Regions from separate parts of the Homo sapiens genome. Here region 2 is linked to region 1. Evidence: chromatin loops called from intact Hi-C (ENCODE). Cell type or tissue: heart left ventricle. All regions are shown on one strand. Links, peaks and the distances in the headings refer to the core of each region. The heading gives the core; the rest is flanking DNA.

Evidence for each region. Peaks named below come from ENCODE experiments on the same cell type or tissue, not always from the same donor. Only the 100,000 strongest peaks of a DNase experiment are listed, where the experiment ranks them.
Region 2: it touches region 1 in a loop (16-fold over the local background); 80 of 110 quality-filtered maps call a loop at or near these places.

Annotation. Positions count from the first base shown.
Region 1 is chr11:59,532,778-59,543,824 of GRCh38, forward strand. LOC102723575 (a long non-coding RNA gene) reads left to right here and starts at 4,640. Exons shown (of 4, transcript XR_950136.2): 1 at 4,640-4,794; 2 at 4,968-5,041. RefSeq lists an enhancer at 5,122-5,181. In heart left ventricle, for the core only: CTCF peaks have their summits at 4,611 (motif pointing right) and 4,814; a DNase peak (open chromatin) is centred at 4,774; H3K4me3 peaks cover 1,360 bases; H3K27ac peaks cover 1,131 bases.
Region 2 is chr11:59,675,314-59,686,360 of GRCh38, forward strand. It overlaps PATL1-DT (PATL1 divergent transcript), which reads left to right. Exons shown (of 4, transcript NR_187296.1): 4 at 84-728. Among named protein-coding and RNA genes, the nearest start is that of PATL1-DT, 12 kb to the left of the region's middle. RefSeq lists an enhancer at 5,065-5,565. In heart left ventricle, for the core only: a CTCF peak has its summit at 5,431 (motif pointing left); no DNase peak of the experiment used is centred there.

The DNA of each region.
Region 1 (11,047 bases), core at 1,961-6,960:
CTTCAATCAATAGGCCATCTAGAGGCCAAAGTTTTATCTTTGTCCTAGAGCAGAGTCCTCTGATAAGGCTTTCCTGAGTCCATCATCACTTTAGGGTTTTCTCACAGTGAGGTTGTTGGCAGCTTAGAGTTTCAGATCTCTAAACTGTCAGCTCCTAAAGGAACTTTAAAGCTTCTATCACCCAAACACCTCATTTTACAGGTGAGGAAATGGAGCCTGAGAGGAAATTATCTCTCAATTCTTGAGCTATGGCTGTACCATGTGTTGCCCAGGCAATCATTAGTAAAATCACTTCCAGGGACCAGGAGTCAAGGCTATAAAATCCAGTAACCTCTCCCTATGAAAAATATTGGTTTTCCATTGCTAACCTTAGATGATTCAAGTTCCGTTTTTCTAAGGAAGCCTCTGAATTCCCGTTGCCAAAGTTAAGAAGTTTCATATTTTACCAAAGATCGCCCAGCACAGTGGTTCATGCCTATAATCCCAGCACTTTGGGAGGCCAAGGCAGGAGGATCACTTGAGTCCAGGAGTTTGAGACCTGCTTGGGCAACATAGTGAGAGGTCATCTCTACAAAAAAAAAAAAAGTGTCAAATGAGCCAGGCATGGTGGTTGTACCTGTAGTCCCAGCTACTTGAGAGGCTGAGGTGGGAGAATAGCTTGAGCCTGGGAGGTGAAGGCTGCAGTGAGCCAAGATCGTGCCACTGCACCACTCTTGCCTGGGTGACAGAGCAAGACCCCATCTCAAAAAAAAAAAAAAAAAAAAAAACTTTTAGCTAATTAACGGCAGAGGCACAGCTAGATCTGTCATATCTGACCTTCATTTAAGTGCATGTTTAACTACTGCTGCTGCTTCATGCAGGGTTTGATGCAGTCTGAAACAAGCTCATTTATAAAAATGCCTCCTCTATTGTAGTGTCATGAAAGGCACTTGGTTGTCCTTTTCACCTGACCAAATAGTACGTATTGCAGGGCTTCAGATCCCTCTAAGAATTTCAATGTCATTTTACGGCCATTCATTCCTGGCCAGACCTCGAGGGAGGAAGAAACCCTATCCTGCCTGCATCTCTAGAACATGCCTAATTCAGCTGGGCACGGTGGCTCATGCCTGTAATCCCAGCACTTTGGGAGGCCGAGGCGGGCAGATCACCTGAGGTCAGGAGTTCGAGACCAACCTGGCCAACATGGTGAAATCCCATCTCTACTAATATATAAAAATTAGCCAGGCATGGTGGCAGGTGCCTGTAATCCCAGCTACTTGGGAGGCTGAGGCAGGAGAATTGCTTGAACCCGAGAGGCAGAGGTTGCAGTGAGCCAAGATCATGCCACTGCACTCCAGCCTGGGCAACACAGCGAGACTCTGTCTCCAAAAAAAAGAATATGCCTAGTTCACATGTCCACAAGATGCAAAGGCTTAAGAAAACTCTTTTCATCATCCAGGGACTGATTAGCTAGAGGATCACAAAGCAGCCCCTTTCAAATTCCTCCTCATTCCTCTTTCTATCCTATTCTTTAGCACCTCCTCCTTAACCTAAGGGAATAGAAAACAAGACTAAATTCCAACTGGTCTCCTGGAAATCTAGTTCTTTGTGAAGCAAATAGTTGAAATTGATAACAAACTAAAACTTAGACTGGAAATGCTGACTGACCTGTAAAATTCCAGTCTTCCCTCCCAGGCAATCCTGACGTACCTGTGGCTGGAACCATGTAAGAGAAGTAAAGAACCATTTGCTCAGTGTGATTGAGGAGGAAACACAAGCAAGGAAAACTTGCCTTAAAGCATGGCCCATCCCAACCAGGCGTAACACTGCCCACTGTGTCTCTGGTAGTGCTGGCCTGAAATTCCTGCTCTTGAGATATTTGATAAATTACACACGGTTCACAGAGGCCATGTTACATACAATGCCACAGCTCCACAAATCATATAGTTCCAGTCAAAGCAACCTGAAAAACATGGTAGCTGCGATGGAGGGGTTGGAGGGGCAGGAGCATGCCTAAGTCTGTTCTCAGTAATGCCTCTCAAGGGATTAACTTCACATGGTCTAGGTGACTTCTGAAAGGCCCCAGGGGTCATCCAGGGTAAAGGAGATGTAGAACAGAAAAGCTTCAGTGGGTGGACCTGAGGGGAACAAATCCAAGCCCAGAGTGTCAAAGGTAGCCTGAGGGGCCCAATTACAGAGGATGGAATGCTTCAGCACAGTGGCCTAGTCAAAGCAAGGCAGACACTGTTGACAAAATTCACACTTGCTTATGTATGATCCTGGACACATGGGTGCCTTATTAAAGTTAGAGTATGTCTTTATTTTTTATTTTATTATTAATATTATATTATTAATTTGAGGCAGGGTCTTGCTCTGTCACCCAAGCTGGAGTACAGTGGCACAATTACAGCTTGCTACAATCTCCACCTCCTGGACTCAAGCCATCCTCCCACCTCAATCTCCCGAGTAGCTGGGAATACAGGCACCCTAGCACCACAGCTAATTTTTATATTTTTCTGTAGAAATGGTGTTTCACCATGTTGCCCAGGCTGGTCTCAAGCGATCCACCTCCCAAAGTGCTGGGATTACAGGCATGAGCCACCACACCTGGCCAAAGAATATCTTTTTAAGAATCTGTATTTCTAAGGCTGGGCGCAGTGGCTCACGCCTGTAATCTCAGCCTGTAGGCCCAGGAGAGTGGATCACTTGAGGTCAGGAGTTCAATACCAGCCTGGCCAACATGGTGAAACCCCATCTCTACCAAAAATACATAAATTAACTGGGCATCATGGCAGGCACCTGTAGTCTCAACTACTCAGGAGGCTGAGGCACAAGAATCACTTGAGCCCAGGAGGCAGAGGTTGCAGTGAGCCAAGATGGCCTCACTGCACTCCAGCCTGTGTGACAGAGTGAGACTCCATCTCACAAAAAATAAAAAGGAAAAAAAAGAAGAAAAAAATATGCATTTGCTTCTTTTGAGTGCTTTATTTCTGCCTAAAATTAAACCATTCATTCACATGTGACTTCATTCTTGAATTTTCTATCTAATTACCCACTGAACAAACTTCAGGTACCATTCAAACTTCCCTTTGAACCAGAGTTCAGAAACATGTTCAGCCATATCCATTATGTTATCAAGAGTATGCAAATTAAAAAAATGTTATCAAGCAACAATTGCTTAATAACAATCGCAATTTTATCAATCCTTATGTTATCAACAGTAGCAAATATTTTCTTTCTTGTGAATGATTTTTATTGTTAAAAAGTCATGCCTTTCAGGCTGGGGGCGGTGGCTGATGCCTGTAATCCCAGCACTTTGGGAAGCCGAGGTGGGGAAATCACCCAGGAGTTTGAGACCAGCCTGGGCAATACAGTGAGACCTCATCTCAGAAAAATAATCATGCTTTTCATAAAAATTAAACTCCCGGCCCGGCGCGGTGGCTCACACCTGTAATCCCAGTACTTTGGGAGGCCGAGGCCGGCAGATCACGAGGTCAGGAGATGGAGATCATCCTGGCTAACAGGGTGAAACCCCCTCTCTGCTAAAAACCCAAAAAATTATCCAGGCGTTGTGGCAGGCACCTATAGTCCCGGCCACTCGGGAGGCTGAGGCAGGAGAATCACTTGAACCCGGGAGGCGGAGGTTGCAGTGAGTGGAGATTGTGCCACTGCACTCCAACCTGGGCGACAAAGCAAGACACCGTCTCAAAAAAAAAAAATTAAACTTCTCTTCCTGAGTTTATCCTAACATTTAGGCTTTACTTTTTAGAGGCAAATAATGAATTGAGAATTCACAAATGACTATTCAGTTTCATACGCATATTATATATATATATTTAATATGTTTTATATATATATACTATGTGTGTCCTGTGTATATTCATGTGTATGTTTACATGCATACTACTTAATATGAGAAAAATATATAACATATATTTAATTCTAAAATACATGCACACGTATGTACACTTTTTACTTTGGCACTATTCCAGGATATACACACACACTCTGTGTTTCCTAAGACTATGGTGCTTTTTTTTTTTTTCTTTGAGACAGAGTCTCGCTCTGTTGCCCAGGCTGGAGTGCAATGGCGCGATCTCGGCTCACTGCAACCTCCGTCTCCCGGGTTGAAGCGATTCTCTCCCGCCTCAGCCTCCTGAGTAGCTGGGATTACAGGCACTTGCCACCACGCCCAGCTAATTTTTGTATTTTTAGTAGCGATAGGGTTTCGCCATGTTGGCCAGGCCGGTCTCAAACTCCTGACCTCAGTTGATCCGCCCGCCTCGGCCTCCCAAAGCTCTGGGATTACCGGCGGGAGCCACCGCTCCCGGCCTCAGACTATGCTACTTTGGAAATGAGTAGTATACATAAAAATCTACTCCCCATAAAAAATGTATTCCTTCTTCAAGGTAATGAGAATTGATAAAATTGCGATTGTTATTAAGCAATTGTTGCTTGATAAAACTTTTTTAATTTGCATATTCTAATACAGGGTCATTTAAATTTTTGCTAAATTGTTCCACATTTCCCACACTGAAAGGAAAATGAACTTCTAGACAATCTTCTCCTCTGGATGTAAACAGAAGCAGCGTCTACCAAGTAAAATGTTTTTGTAATGTTTCTTCACCACGAGAGGGAGCTATTTCTTTTCCCTGTTTTTCCCTTTGGCGGAAGTTCAGGAACCGGTGAAACCCTGTCTCTACTAAGAATACAAAAAAAAAAATTAGCCGGAGGTGGTTGAGGGCTCCTGTAGTCCCAGCTACTCGGGAGGCTGAGGCAGAAGAATCGCTTGAACCCCGGGAGGCGGAGGTTACAGTAAGCCGAGATTGCGCCACTGCACTCCAGCCTGGGCGAAAGAGGGAGATTACGTCTCAAAAAAAAAAAAGGAGGAGGGAAGGGGGAAGGGGGAAGGGGGAGAAATTTTTATTTCCGGAGACAAAATGTCAGAACCCATATATCACATTTGTTTTCTCCCTCTAAACCCTCAGATCTGTTTCTTAGAAGTGGACACGTGAACTCTTACACAGATCAAGAGGAGCAGCTCTGTAAATATTTCCCTGAGGTACGTCTGGTGCAGTCCTCTAGGGCCCCACAGATCAGAGTTGGAAACTTCTGCTATGGCATTGAATCCGCCACATCACCTAGCGGTTTAATGACAATGCAAAATCCTAGGCACCATCTGCAGAAGATTAAATAGTTCTGTCCTAGATACTAGGAATCTACATTTTTAGCCAGCTCACCCTTCCTTTCCCTGTCTCATCCATGATTCTGAGGCTGGCGACCTGTGTTATCACACTTTGAGAAACCGTTCCAAAGTCAATGTTTTTCAAACTGCAGATCCTGACATTCCAAGGAGTGTGATTTCATTTTAGTAGGTCTGGACATGCTTTGTTTTAATGAAATAGGATAGTCTAGGGTAGCATAAAAAATTATACAATTTGCCCGGTGCGGTGGCTCACGCCTGTAATCCCAGCACTTTGGGAGGCCAAGGCAGGCAGATCACTTGAGGTCAGGAGTTCCAGACCAGCCTGGCAACATGACGAAACTCCGCCTCTACTAAACATGCAAAAAGTTAGCTGGACATGGTGGCGCATGCCTGTCATCCCAGCTACTCAGGAGGCTGAGGCAGGAGAATCGGTTGAACCCAGGAGGTGGAGGTTGCAGTGAGCTCAGATAGCACCACTGCACTCCAGCCTGGGCAACACAGCGAGACTCAGTCTCAAAAAAAAAAAGAAAAAGTATACAATTCATTGAATATATATATATGGTATCAAGAGACAACCTATGGAATGGGAGAAAATATTTGTGAACCATGTATGGTTCAGATGTGTCTGAAAAGAGGTTACTATCCAAAATATATAAGGGACTCAAACAATTCAATAGCAAAAACAAACCAAAAATAACCCCATTGAAAATGGTCAAAGGATCTGAATAGACATTTCTCAAAAGAAGACATACAGATGGCCAATAGATATATAAAAAAATGCTCTACATCACTAATCATCAGAGAAATATAAATCAGAACCACAATGTTGTACCACCTTATGCATGTTAGTATGCCTAGTATCAAAATGATGAAAGACAACAAGCGTTGGCAAGGATGTGGAGAAAAGGGAACCCTTGAATACTGTTGGTGAGAATGTAAATTAGTATAGCTATTATGGAAAACAGTATGGAGATTCCTCAAAAATTAAAAATAGAACTACCATACAATCCAGTATTCCCACCACTGGGTATATATCCAAAGGAAATAAGACCAGTATGTCAAAGAGGTATCTGCACTTCCATGTTCACTGCAGCATTATTCATAGTAGCCAAGATATGTAATCAACCATCAACCTAAATGTCCATCAATGAATGAATGGATATATATATATATCCATATAGAGAGAGAGAGAGAGAATGATTGAATGGATCATATATATGATATATATATGATATATATGATGAAGGATGATTTCCTTCATCCATAAAATGAAGGAAATCTGGTCATCTGCAACAGCAGAATGAAATTGGAAGACATTTTATTAAGTGAAATAAGCCAGGCTCAGAAAGACAAATACTGTGTGCTCTCATATATATGTAGAATCTGGAAAAAAATGTTGAACTTACAGAAGCAGAGAGTAGAATGGTGGCTACCAGAGGCTGGGAAGTGGGGGGACTGAGGAGATATTGGTCAAAGGATATAAACTTTTAGCTAGACAGGAGGAATAACTTCAAGAGATCTATCATATATCACCGTGACTATAATTAGTAACAATATATTGTATACTTGAAAATTCTGGCCAGGTGCAGTGGCTCATGCCTGTAATCCCAGCACTTTGGGAGGCTGAGGCGGGTGGATCGCTTGAGGTCAGGAGTTCCAGACCAGCCTGGCTAACATGGTGAAACCCCATCTCTACTAAAAATACAAAAATTAGCTGGGCGTGGTGGCATGAGCCTGTAATCCCAGCTACTCAGGAGGCTGAGGCAGGAGAATTGCTTGAATCCAGGAGGTGGAGGTTGCAGTGAGCCGAGATCATGCCACTACACTCCAGCCTGGATGGCAGAGTGCGACTCCATCTCAAAAAAAAAATAAATAAATAAATAAATATATATATATATACATATATATATATATATATATATGAGTAGATTTTAAGCGTTCTCACTACAAAGTAATTCATATGTTAATTAGCTTTTATCTGGGTATTGCACAATAAATACATATATCAAAGCATCGTGTTATATAACATACACCTATATGTATTAGTCCGTTCTCATATTGCTATAAAGAACTACCTGAGAGTGGGTAATTTATGAAGAAAAAAATTTAATTGATTCACAGGCTGTACAGGAAGCACAGCTGGGGAGGCCTCAGGAAACTTACAATCATGGCAGAAGGCAAAGGGAAAACTGGCACATTTTATATGGCTGGAGCAGGAGGAAGAGAGAAGTGCTACACACTTTTAAACAACCAGATTGCATGAGAACTCACTATCAAGAGAACAGCAAGGGGAAAATCCGCTCCCATGAGCCAGTCACCTCCCACCAGGTCCCTCCTCCAACCCTGGGGATTACAATTCAACATGAGATTTGGGTGGGGACACAGAGCCAAACCAGGCAATATACAGCTTTTGACGATTAAGAATTAATTACTTTTCTAAAGAATCATTTCCTGAAACCTTTATTGCAGATATATATGTAAATATAATCACCTTAATGTGCATAAAATATATTTCTTTTTTGTTGCCCAGGCTGGAGTGCAGTGGCACGATCTCGGCTGACTGCAACCTCCTTCTCCTGGGTTCAAGCAATTCTCTTACCTTAACCTCTCAAGTAGCTAGGATTACAGTCATGTGCCACCACGCCCAGCTAATTTTGTACTTTTAGTAGAGATGGGGTTTTACTGTGTTAGCCAGGCTGGTCTCAAACTCCTGACTTCACATGATCCGCCCACCTCAGCCTCCCAAAATGCTGGGACTACAGGCATGAGCCACCGTGCCCAGTATAAAATATATTTCTTAGTATGTGTTTGATATGGTTTGGGTGTCCCCCACCCTAAATCTCATGTTGAAATGTAATCCCCAATGCTAGAGGTGGGGCCTGGAGGGAGGTGATTGGATCATTAGTTCTAATGGTTTAGCACCATCTCCCTAGTGCTGTTCTCATGATAGGGTTCTCCCAAGATCTGGTTGTTTAAAAGTGTATAGCATCAGGCCAGGCATGGTGGCTTTATGATGTGATTCCTCAGGCCTATGGGGTTGCTTCAACATAAGATGCTGATGACAGTGAATGCCTGAAACCACTTGGTCCTTGGGAGCTTCACCTTCTATATTCTTAGACTTGCATACTTGCTGGAATATCCTGGTTTATCCAGAGAGGCCCACTGATCTTCAGGATCCAGGATATGGCTGGATCATCACTACTGGTGGGCTCCTGTAGTCCCAGCTACTCGGGAGGCTGAGGCAGAAGAATTGCTTGAACGCTGCAGGCAGTTTTCTGTTTCTGTTTTTGTGTTTTAATTATTCTAACAAATGTGTAGTGGTATTTTATTATGATTTTCATGTGCATTTTCCTAATAACTAATAGTGCTAATTATCTTTTTATGTTCTTATTTCCCATCTGTATATTTTCTTTGGTGAAATGTCCATATTTATGCCCATTTTTTATTAGGTTGTTTTTCTTCCCTAATTGTAAGAGGGTTTGTTGTTTTTTTTTTAAGTCTGAATAATAGACTTTTACCAGACAAGTCTTTTGCAATTTTTTTTCTTCCAATCTGTGACTTGTCTTTTCCTTTAGCAATGTCTTTAGAGGAGCAAAAGTTGTCATTTTGATGAGGTCAGATTTATCAATTGTTTTTTAGTTTCTGGATCATACTTACTGTGTCTCGCTTAAGAAATTTTGCCCAACCATTGATTACAAACTTTTCTCCTATATGTTCCTCTGGAAGAAATACCTAATAATTTCAAGTTTTACATTTTGCTGTATGATAAACCCTGCCTTTTTGAAGCTTAAAAGATAGTGATCTCTAACAAGACATTCCCCTGCAAACTGTGTGCTGTGTTTGAAAATCTTCAAAGACAAACTTCAGGAAAGGCTGATCAGTTTTTCTTTGACGGATAAAAATCAATTACAGGCCGGGCACCGTGGCTCACGTCTGTAATCGCAGCACTTTGGGAGGCCGAGGCAGGCGGATCACCTGAGGTCAGGAGTTCGAGATCAGCCTGACCAACATGGTGAAATCCCGTCTCTACTAAAAATATAAAAAAATTAGCCAGGCGTGGTGGCGGGTGCCTGTAATCCCAGCTACTCGGGAGGCTGAGGCAGAGAATTGCTTGAACCCGGGAGGCAGAGGTTGCAGTGAGCCAAGATTGCGCCACTGCACTCCAGCCTGAGTGACAGAGCAAGAACTCCGTCAAAAAAAAACAAAAAAATCAATTACAAAAGAAGTTGAATTAAATTTACTTCATGAGAAGACCAAATTTTTAAATATTAAAAAGGTCTTTTTCTCAAAAACACATTTGATTGGATATGCATGAACCACATGCCAATTACAGATTGGGAACCAGCTGGGGTACTGACAAATGCTGTCCTTGACCAGACTTCAGTCAGACTTCTCTGAGCCCTCTTCTCGACTAGGCCTAGACCTTGGCCTCAGTCCCATCCTCAGCTTGCAGATAGTCCAGTTTTTTTAAGTATCCTTCTAACTCAATGTATCAGAAATCCCTCTGACCCTTGATATCTGATCACCCTTGTCCACCCTCAGCAAGAATCCTGTTAATTCAGCAAGAATCCTGATAATACCGAGAATCCCCTTACCCCTGATGTCTCCTGTTACTAATTTTCCATCCACTGACCCCACCCCACCCCAATTCTGCTCCTTTGCTGTAAATTCCCAGCTGTCTCTACCACATTTGGAGTTAAGCCCAATCTGTCTCTTCTCTTGCAATAATCTTTTCTTTAAGAATACCTCCTGGGAGTAGGAGAGAGAAATATATAAAAATAAATAACAAACCAAGTGTGGTGGCTTATGGCTTTAATCCCAGTACTCTGAGAAGCTGAGGCAGGAGGATTGCCTGAGCCCAGAAGTTGAGACCACGGTGGGCAACATAACAAGACCCTGTCTGTCTAAAAATTTTTAAAAATTAGCCGGGCATTGGCCGGGCATGGTGGCTCACACTTGTAATCCCAGCACTTTGGGAGGCCGAGGTGGGTAGATCACGAGGTCAGGAGTTCGAGACCAGCCTGACCAGCATGGTGAAACCCAGTCTCTACTAAAAATACAAAAAATTAGCCGGGCGTAGTGGCACGTGCCTGTAATCCCAGCTACTGGGGAGGCTGAGGCAAGAAAATCGCTTGAACTCAGGAGGCGGAGGTTGCAGTGAGCCGAAATCTTGCCATTGCACTCCAGTCTGTGCCACAAAGCAAGAGTCGGTCTCCAGAAAAAAAAAAAAAAAAAAGCCGGGTGTGGAGAATGTGCCCCTATAGTCCCAGCTGCTTGGGAGGCTAAGGCAGGAGGATGGCTTGAGCCCAGGAGTTGGAGGCTGCAGTGGGCTGTGATTGCATCACTGTACTCCAGCCTGGGTGACAGAGCAAGACCCTGTCTCTAAAATAATATAAATAATAAGTAGCAAGATGCCCTGACCTCCTTCACCTTCACACCACAAAACTGAATGGGCCTGGAAGGGTTGACCAGTGCCACTGAGGCTGCAGCTGAAGTCAAGAAAGCATTGCAGAAAAAAATTGTATCCAAACTGTCAAGAACAGGGAGTAGTTGGTTTTATTTTATTTTATTTTATTTTATTTTATTATACTTTATGTTCTAGGGTACATGTGCACAAAGTGCAGGTTTGTTACATATGTATACATGTGCCATGTTGGTGGGCTGCACCCATTAACTCATCATTTAACATTAGGTATATCTCCTAATGCTATCCCTCCCCCTTCCCCCCACCCCAAAACAGGCCCTGGTGTGTGATGTTCCCCTTCCTGTGTCCAAGTGTTCTCATTGTTCAATTCCCACCTATAAGTGAGAACATGCAGTGTTTGGTTTTTTGTCCTTGCAATAGTTTGCTGAGAATGATGG
Region 2 (11,047 bases), core at 3,464-8,463, 140 kb after region 1:
TTCAAAATTGGAGGCAATTCTCTCAAACACTGCTTTATCAACTAAGCTTGTGTAATACTCTAAATCCTTTATTATCATTTCAGCAATGTTCACAGCATCTTCACCGGGAGAAGATTCTATCTTAAGGAAACTCTTTTCTCATGCATAAGAAGCACCTCCTTACCTGTTAAAAGTTTAATCATGAGATTGCAGGAATTCAGTCACATCTTCAGGCTCCACTTCTAATTCTAGTTCTCTTGGTATTCCACCGCACCTGCAGTGACTTCCTCCACCGAAGTCTTGAACCTCTCAAAGTCATCCATGAGGGTTGGAATCAACTTCTTCCAAAGTCCTGTTAATGTTTGTAGTGTTATGAAATATATATACATATAGGTTTTCATACACAGGAAACAGAATCTCTTTGACCTTCTCTTGCCTTCCTTTTACCTGCCTTCCTTTCACCTACCCCAAAGCAGGACTCTAATCTTCTGCTTTTATAATTGTGGATCATAAGACTCATTTCAGAGAGGGTCCCAACCCATGGCCTGGGGGAAGGAATGCTGATATAATGAAGCTTCCATAAAAATCCAAGAGGACAGCTTCCTGATAGCTGAACAAGTGGAGGTTTCTGGGGAATGGCTACCTGGGGAGGGCATGGGAGCTCCGTGTCCCTTCCTCCATACCTCTCCCTGTGCATCTCTTCATCTGGATCCTTCGTGATATCCTTTATAATAAACTGGTAAATATAAGTGTTTCCTTAGTTCTGTGAGCCACTCCAGCAAATTATTGAACCCAAAGAGGGGGTCATGGGAACCTCAACTTGAAGCTGATTGATCAGAAGTTCCAGAGACCTGGACTTGCAACTGGTGTCTGGGGGGAGGAGGGAGTAATCTTGGGGACTGAGCCCTTTACCTGTGGGAACTGACATATCTCCAGGTAGTGTCAGAATCGAATTGGAGGATACCCAGCTGGTCTCCACTGCTTGTTGGTGGGGAAAATCCCCCATATATTTGGTCACAGAAGTCTTCTGTGTTGATTGTTGTGGTGTGAGAGCAGAGGACAAATGCAGTTTAAGTTTTTCCATGACAATGTTGATACTTTGACCCCTTCCTATGACTCACAAATGTTCTTTTTGCGGGCAGGGGGCAAACAAGTGCAGTGGCACGATCTCGACTCACTGCAACCTCCACCTCCTGGGCTCAAGCCATTCTCCCATCTCAGCCTCCCAAGTAGCTGGGGCTATAGGCGGGCACCATCATGCCCGGCTAATTTTTGTATTTTTTGTAGGGACAGGGCTTCGCCACGCTGCCTGTACCTGGCTTCACAAATGTTCTTAATGGCATTTAGGATGGTAAATCCTTTCCAGGTTTTTTTGTTTTGTTTTGTTTTCCTTTATCTAGTCATCCAGAAGTATCCAGAAGGTTTTCAATTTCTTTTGCCCAGATCCATCAAAGGAATCATTATCTATGACAGCTATAGCCTTACAAAATGTATTTCTGAAATAATAAGACTTGAAAGTTGAAATTGCTGTGTGGGCTGCAGAATGGATGTTGTGTTAGCAGGCCTGAAAACGATTAATCTTGTACATCTCCATCAGAGTTCTTGGGTGACCAGCTGCATTGTCAATGAGCAGTAGTATTTTAAAATAAACCAGTTTTTTTTTTTTTTTTTTTTTTTGAGTAGTAGGTTTCAGCAGTGGGCTTTAAATATTCAGTAAATCACGCTGTAAATGGATGTGCTGTTGCTATCCAGGCTTTATTGTTTCATTTACAGAGCAGAGGCCGGGTAGATTTAGCATAATTCTTAAGGAACCTAAGATTTTTTAGAAGGACAAATAAGCATTGACTTCAACTTAAAGTCACCAGCTGCACTAGCCCCTGACAAGGGAGTCAGCCTGCCCTTTGAAGCTTTGAACCTAGGCATTGAAAGTCCTAGATGGTATCTTCTTCCAATAATATAAGGCCATTTTGTCTGCATTGAAAATCTGTTGATGTAGCCACCTTCATCAATGATGAAGCTAGATCTTCTGGATGACTTGCTGGAGCTTCTACATCAAGCACTTGCTGCTTTACTGTGTACTTTTATGTTATGGAGGTGGCTTCTTTCCTTAAACCTCATGAACCAAGCTCTGCTAGCTCCAAACTTTTCTTCTGCAGCTTCCTCACCTCTCTCCACCTTCATAGAATTGAGAGAGTTAGGGTGTCTGGATTAGGATCTGGCTTAAGGGAATGTTGTGGCTAGTTTGATCTTTTATCCAGACCACTGAAAGTTTCTCCATAACAGCAATAATGCTGTTTTACTTTCCTACCATTTGTATGTTCACTGGAGTAGCATTTTTAAATCCTTTCAAGAGCTTTTCCTTTGCATTCACAACTTGGCTAGCTTCTTGGCCCAAAGGCCTAGTTTTTGGCCCATCTTGCTTTTGACATGCCTTCCTCACTAAGCTTAATCATTTCTAGCTTTTGATTTAAAGTGAGAGATGTGTGACTCTTTCTTTCACTTGAACACTTAAAGGTGATTGTGAGGTTATTAATTGGCCTAATTTCAATATAGTTGTGTCGCAGGGAATAGGGAGGCCCAAAGAGAGGGAGAAAGATGAGGGAACAGCTAGTCAGTGGAACACACACAACACTTAGTAAGTTCACCGTCTTATAAGGGTGCAGTTCCTGGTGCCCCAAAACAATTAAAATAGTAACATTAAAGATGACTGAACACATATCACTATAATAGATGTAATAAAAAGTTTGAAATATTGTGAGAATTACCAAAATGTGAGACAGAGACGTGAAGTGAACACATGCTGTTGGGAAAATGGTGCTGATAGACCTGCTCAATGTAAGGTTGCCAAAATTTTTCGATTTGTAAAAAACACAATTATCTGTGAAGTATAATAAAATGAGGTGTTAGGTTGTTGTTGTTTCTGTAACAAAATTATATTTCTATAGGTCGGAATTTTAAAATGGGTTACAGAACTACATTTCTTCCTTGAGGCCACTAGGGGAGAATTTGTTTTTTGTTGTTTGTTTTTAGCTTCCAGAGGTTACTTGCATTTCTTGGCTTGTAGCCCTATCCTCCATTTTCAAAGTCAGCAGCATAAATCTTCCAAACTCTTTCTCTCTCTGCTTTTGTTATCATACTTTTCTCTTCAATTCTCCTGCTCCTTTGTTATAAAGATCCTGTGATAACATTGTGTGCACCCAGATAATACAGGATAATCTCCCCATCTCAGGATTCTTAATTTAATCATATCTACCAAATCCCTTTTACCATGTAAAATAATATATTCACAGGTTCTTGGAATTAGGACATGGAAATATTTGGGGAGCCATTTTTTAGCCTATGGTATGTATGTGGTATGTATGAGTCATTGGGGTATAAAAAATGATTTCTGGTAGTATAATGAGAAAAAATTTTAAGGTTTAAGTTTGTGTTTTATGTGCTGCTTAGAGATGAATAATGAAGATGTCACTAGGTGAACTATGTCAATGGTTTCTGTGTTCATTTCAGTAACTCCCAAGACAACTGGGGCTATGTTCACTAACATGCTGTTAGTTATATATTGCTGCATACAAAACTACCCTAAAATTTAGCAGTGATATGGTTTGGTTGTATCCCCACCCAAAATCTCATCTTGAATTTTAATCCCCATAATCCCCATATGTCAAGGGAGAGAACAGCTGGAGGTAATTGAATAATGGGGGTGGTTTCCCTCATGCTGTTCTCATCATAATAAGTGAGTTCTCACAAGATCTGATGGTTTTATGTGTTTGGTAGTTCCTCCTGCATTCATTCTGCGTCCCACCACCTTGTGAAGGAGGTGCGTTGCTTCCCCTTCACCTTCCGCCATGATTGTAAGTTTCCTGAGGCCTCCCCAGCCATGCAGAACTGTGAGTCAATTGAACCTCTTTCCTTTGTAAATTACCCAGTCCCGGGCAGTTCTTTATAGGAGTGTGAAAATGGACTAATACAAGCACTTAAAACAAAAATAAGTTATTATCTCACAAAGATTTTGGGGGTCAGGAACTGGGAGCAGCTTAGCTAGGTGGTTCTGGCTCAGAGTGTTTCAGGAGATTGCAGTCTGAATGTTGGCTGGGGCTCCAGACACCTGAAGTCTTGACTAGCAGTGGAGAATCTGTCCTCAAGATGGTTCACTTACATGGCTGTTAGCAAGAGGTGTCAGTTCCTCTCTGGCTGTTCATAGGAGATCTCAGTTCCTTACTACATTAGCATCTCCATAGGGCTTCTTGATTGTCCTCAGGACATGGTAGCTTCTTTTACAGTGAGTAATCTGAGGTAGAAGCTAAAGCCACAATATCTTTTATGACCCACCCTCAGAAGTCACACACTGTCACTTCTGCCACATTCTATGTACTAGAAATAAGTTACTAGGTACAACCCATATTCAAAGGGAGAGGAATTAGGCTCCACTGTGTAAAGGGAGGAGTTTCAAAGAATTTGTGGACATATTTTATAGAACCACCACAGCCTACTTGAAGAAGAACAACAGACCTTTTAATCATGGCAAATTTTCTGGACAGATAAATAGATTCTAGGGTTGGAATGATGTCAGCAAGATGGTGGTATAGGAGGTCACCTGCTTTTATCCCCCAACAATAAGAATTCTTCACCCATCCAGACAAAAAAGTCTCTTTGTGGAAGCCTCACGATTCAGGTAGAAAGTTGTGGAAGCCCAATGGAGCCTAAGACCTAGGAGGGTGATTTTGAGAGTGCAGACCCATACCCTGTTGGCAGACCCATCAACTGTGCTCCCAGATTCAAGCCTGGGGAAATGGCCTCATTCCCCAAGGGGCTTGGCAACAGCCCCTACTGGCCTTGAGGCTACCACCAAAACCATCTGCCAGGGGGTTCAGGAAGAATCATGCACACCAGTGCCTCAGCAGGGAAGGCTCATCTGCCTGCTGACGTTGGTCTTCGCAGCTTGGACCTGAAAGTTGCCTTGTGGCTCGTCTCCACCCCTCCTCAGCTGTGGTCCCAGCTTAGTACTACTTGCTGGGAAATTGCTTCCCAAAGGGAAAGTTGCCCATATCTCACAGGAGTTACCCATTCATCTGAGCCTCTGCAATGGGCTTTCCAGTCTCTGTCCAACAGCAGATTCTGAGACCCAGTCTCAAGTCTGGCCCCACACCCACCTAAGCCAATGGGATGGGTTTGCTGACCTCTGTTCCATGGGGGCCCTTGAGGGGGCCCAGTCTCAGCTCCAGCCCCTCTTTCCACATGTGGGGATTGTCCTGCCTGTGCAGGGAACTGCTGGGAGGGGTGTCTGTCCAGGCCACTGGGACAGTCTTCTGGGCTTGGGTCCCTGGCTAGCTTATCTATACAGCCTAGGTACCTTCCTTCAATCTTCCTCAGGTCCATCCTGGCTTGGGTGCTGTGTCAGCCTCAAAGCCCTTGCAAAACTTGTGATGAACCTGGGCTTAGGGCCCCCTCTAGTGCTGAAGTGGCTGCAACAGCCACAGGCTTAGGAATCACAAGTCAGGCTGCTTAGAACTTCTAGACAGGCCTATTGAAGTAAAACAGGCACAAACAAAGCCAGAATGCAAAGACTAGAATAAATACCTAATACACAGACATTGACGCACATCTGCAAGCATCCAGAATAAGCAGGGAAATTTGACCTCACCAAACAAAATAAGATGCCAGTGACTGACCCTAAAGGGAACTTCAAGAAAACACAGAGAAACAATTCAAAAATTTACCAGAGAAATTTAACAGAGATATTGCAATTAAAAAAAACCCAGAAATCTAGGAGCTAAAAAATACAATGAGTATTAAAAAATATTAGTAGAGAGCATCAATAGCAGAATTAAGCAGAGGAAAGAATCTGTGAACTTGAAGATAGGTTATTTGAAAATGGGAAAAGAGAGATCAGACTGTTACTGTGTCTATGTAGAAAAAAGTAAACTTAAGAGACTCTATTTTGTTCTGTACTAGGAGAAATTCTTCTGCCTTGAGATGCTGTTAATCTGTAACCCTAGCCCCAACCCTGTGCTTGCAGATAATTGTGCTGTGTTGACTCAAGGTGTAATGGATTTAGGGCTGTGCAGGATATGCTTTGTTAAAAAAGTGCTTAAAGGCAGTATGCTTGGTAAAAGTAATTACCGTTCTCTAATCTCGAGTACCCAGGGACACAATACACTGCGGAAGGCCGCAGGGACCTCTGCCTAGGAAAGCCAGGTATTGTCCAGGGTTTCTCCCCATGTGATAGCCTGAGATATGGCCTCGTGGGAAGGGAAAGACCTGAATGTCCCCCAGCCCGCCACCCATAAAGGGTCTGTGCTGAGGAGGATTAGTAAAAGAGGAAGGCCTCTTTGCAGTTGAGATAAGAGGAAGGCATCTGTCTCCTGCTCCTCCCTGGGAATGGAATATCTTGGTGTAAAACCCGATTTACTGAGATAGGAGAAAACTGTCTTCTGGCTGGAGGTGAGACATGCTGGCGGCAATACTGCTCTTTAATGCACCAAGATGTTTGTGTAAAGTCAAACAGAAATCTGGCCTATGTGAACATCAAGGCACAGCACCTTTCCTTAAACTTATTTATGACACAGAGATCTTTGCTCACATGTTTTCCTGCTGACCCTCTCCCCACCATTACCCTATATCCTGCCATATCCCCATCTCTGAGATGGCAGAGATAGTAATCAATAAATACTGAGGGAACTCAGAGACCAGTGCCGGTGCAGGTCCTCCGTATGCTGAGCGCCGGTCCCCTGGGCCCACTTTTCTTTCTCTATACTTTGTCTCTGTGTCGTATTTCTTTTCTCAGTCTCTCGTCCCACTTGAGGAGAAACACCCACAGGTTGTGGAGGGGCAGGCCACCACTTCAGAAAATATACTGTCATAGGAGAAACAAGAAAAAATAATGAAAAGGAATGAAGAAAGCTTATGGGATTTATAGGATAACATCAAAAGAGCTAATGTATGGGTCATTGGAATTCAAGGGGAAGTAGAGAAAGATAAAGGAGTAAAAAGCTTATTTAAAGAAATAATAGCAGAAAACTTTCCAAACCTAGAGAAAGATACAATTATCCAGGTACGAGAAAGTCATAGGCCACCAATCAAATTTAATCCTAATAAGACCACCCTAAGACATATTATGATAAAATTGTCAAAGGTAAATGTCAAAGACAGGATGCTGAAATCAGCAAGAGAAAGTAACAACATAAAAGGGACTTTTGCAATACACTTAGCAGCGGACTTCTCAGCAGAAACCTGGTAGGCCAGGAGAGAGTAGGATGATATATTCAAAGTACTAAAGGAAAAAAACACCCTGTCAACTGACAATAGTGTACCGAGCAAAGCTGTCCTTCAGAAATGAAGGAAAAATAAAAACTTACCCAAACAAACAAAAGTTGAGGAAGTTCATCACTACTAGGCCTGCCTTACAAAAAATGTTAAAGAGAGTTCTTCAAGCTGAAATGAAAGGATGCTAATGAGTAACATGAAAACATCTAAAAGTACAAAACTCACTGGTAAAAGTAAGTATATAGTAAAATTCAGAACATTCTGATACTGTAATGGCAGGGGGACCACTTATATCCTTAGTATTACGGGTAAAAAATAAGACTTTAAAAAATAATAAATGTAAAAATTAGCTGGACATGGTGGCACATGCCTGTAGTCCCAGCTACTCAGGAGGCAGAGGTGGCAGGATCACTTGAGCCTGGGAGGCAGAGGTTGTAGTGAGCCGAGATTATGCCACTATACTCTAGCCTGGGCAACAGAGTGAGACCTTGTCTCAAAATAATAACAACTAAAATACTTTTTAAGGGATTTCCAATATAAAATTATGTAAATTGTGACATCAGTAATCAAAGTTGTTATCTGTTTAGTATAACATGTTATGAATATGTTTTTGTAAACCTTATGGTAACCACAAAACAAAAACCTATGATCAATATACTAAAAATAAAAAGGAATCAAAACAGACTGCCAGGGAGAAACACTTAACCACAAAGGAAGACAGTAAGAGAGGAATAAAGAAAAGATATGCAATACAAACTAGAAAACAATTAACAAAATGACAGTAATAAGTTCTTACCTATCAATAATTACCTGAATGTAAAAGAATTAAACTCTCCAATTAAAACACATAAAATGGCTGAATCTATATATACATCTATATATCTATATCTATCTATCTATCTATCTATCTATCTATCTATCTATCTATCTATCTAAAACCCAACTACATGCTGCCTAACCCTAATGTTGCACCTCAAGGAACTAGAAGAGAACAAACTAAACCAAAAATGAGTAGAAGGAAAAAAAATGAATAGAAGGAAGGATATAATAAACATCAGAGCAGAAATAATGAAATAGAGACTAAAAAAATACAAAAGATCAACAAAAGTTTTTTGAAAAGATGAACAAATTGACAAACCTTTATATAGACTAAGAAAAAGAAAAGATTCAAATAAATGAAATCAAAAGTGAAAAAGGAGAAATTATAACTGATACCAGAGAATACAAAGAATCATAAGAGAATATTATCAACAATTATATGCTAATAAATTAGATAACCTAGAAAAATGGATACATTCCTGGGCACATATAGCTTACCAAGATTAAACTATTAAAAAAATAGAAAATCTGAATAGAACAATATTGAATAAGGAGACTCAATCAGTCATAAAAAGTCTCCTATCAAAGACAAGTCCATGACCTGATGGCCTTACTGCTGAATTCCCAACATTTAAAGAAGAATTAATAAAATTCTTCTGAAACCATTTCAAAAAATTGAAGAGGAGGGAATTCTTTCAAATTTGTTCTATGAAGCCAACATTACTCTAATTACAAAAACAGACAAGGACACAACAATAAAAAACTACAGGCCAATAACCTGGATGAAAATAGATACAAAAATCCTCAACAAAATACTAGTAAACAAATTCACTAGCACATTAAAAATATTCATTATGATCAAATGGGATACATCCCAGGAGTGCAAGGATGGTTCAGTGTATAAAATCAATAAATGTAAAATATTACATTAACAAAACGAACAATAAAATCCATATGGCCAATTCAACAGATGCAGGAAAAGATTCAACAAAATCCAACATCTCTTACTGATAAAAACTCTCAACAAATTAGGTATAGAAAAAATATAACTCAACACAATAAAGGGCATATTTGACAAACCCACAGCTAGCATCATACTGAATGGGGAAAAGCTGAAAGCGTTCAAGATGTGGAACAAGACAAGGATGCCCACTTTCACCACTTCTATTCAACATAGTACTGGAAATTGTAGCCAGAAGAGTTTGGCAAGAGAAAGAAATAAAAGTCATCCAAAGTGGGAATAAAGAAGTTAGATTTTACGTGTTTACAGATGACGTGATCTTGTATATACAAAATCCTAGAGGCTCCACCAAAAAACTACTAGAACTAATAAACAAACTCAGTAAAGTTGTGGGATACAAAATCAACATATAAAAATTAGTAGCATTTCTGTATGGTGATGGAAAACTATCTGAAATAGAAATCTAGAAAACAATCCTATTATAATAGCTGCACAAAATAAAATGCTTAGGAATAAATTTAACCAAAGAGGTGAAATATCTCTACAATGAAAACTGTGAAACACTGATGAAAGAAATTGAAGAATACACAAATGAATGGAAAGATATTCCATTTTTTTATGGACTAGAAGAATTAATATTGTTAAAATGTTTCTACTACCCAAAGCAATCTACCAATTCAGTGCAATTCCTATCAAAATACCAATGATATTCTTCATGGAAATAGAAAAAAAAAATTCTAAAATTTTTATGGAACCACAAAAGGCTCCAAATACCCAAAGCAACCCTGAGCAGAAAGGACAAAGTTTTGAAGGCATCATATTGCTTGACTTTAAAATATATTACAAAACTGTAGTAACCAAAATGGCATGGTATTGGCATAAACAGAAATATAGACCAATGGAACAGAATGAGACCCAGAAATAAATCCACACATTTGCAGCCAACTGATTTTCAACAAAGGTGCCAAGAACACACTTGGGAAAAGGATAATCTCTTCAATAAATGGTGCTGGGAAAATTCAGTATCTACATGTAGAAGAATGAAATTAGACCCTTATCTCTTACCATATAAAAAAATCAACTTAAGATGGATTAAAGAGTTCCACGTCAGCCTTGAGAATATAACATTATTAGAAGAAGGCCTGGGGGAAAAGCTTCATGACCTTTGTCTGGGCAATAATTTTTTTTAAAGAAAACCTCAAAAGCACAGGCAACAAAGGCAAAACATATTTACAAATGGGATCACAGCAAATGAAAAAATCATCTAAACAGCAAATGAAATGATCAAGAGTGAAGAGACAACCTACAGAATGGGAGAATATGTTTCCAAAGTATACATCTGATATATAAGGAACTTAAATAACTCAACAGAAAAAAAAACCAGTTTAAAAATGGGCAAAAGAGACGCATAGACATTTCTCAAAAGAAGACATACAAATGGCCAACAGATATATGAAAAAAATGCTCGACATCGCTAGTCATCAGGGAAATGCAAATCAGAACTACTATGAGGTATCACCTCACTCGTTAGAGTGGCTATTATTAAAAAAAACAAAAGATGTGGAGAAAAAGGCACCTTTACACACTCATAATGGGAATATAAATTATTATAGCCATTATGGAAAACAGAATAGAGGTTCCTCAAACAATTAAAAATAGAACTGTCATATGATCCAGCAGTTTCACTGCTGGCTATATTTCCAAAGGAAATGAAATCAGTATGTTGAGGAGGTACCTGTACTCTCGTGATTATTACAGCACTACTCACAAAAGCCAAGATATGGAATCAATCTAAGTATCCATCAGTGGATGAATGGATAAAGAGTATATGATATATATACAAAATGGAATATTATTCAGTCATAAAAAGAACAAAATCCAGTCATTTGTGACAACACATGTGAACCTGGGGACATTATGTTAAGGGAAATAAGCCAGGCACAGAAAGACAAATACTACGTTATCTTACTCATGTATGGACTCTAAAAAAGTTGATCTCATAGAAATAGAGTAGAATAGTGATTT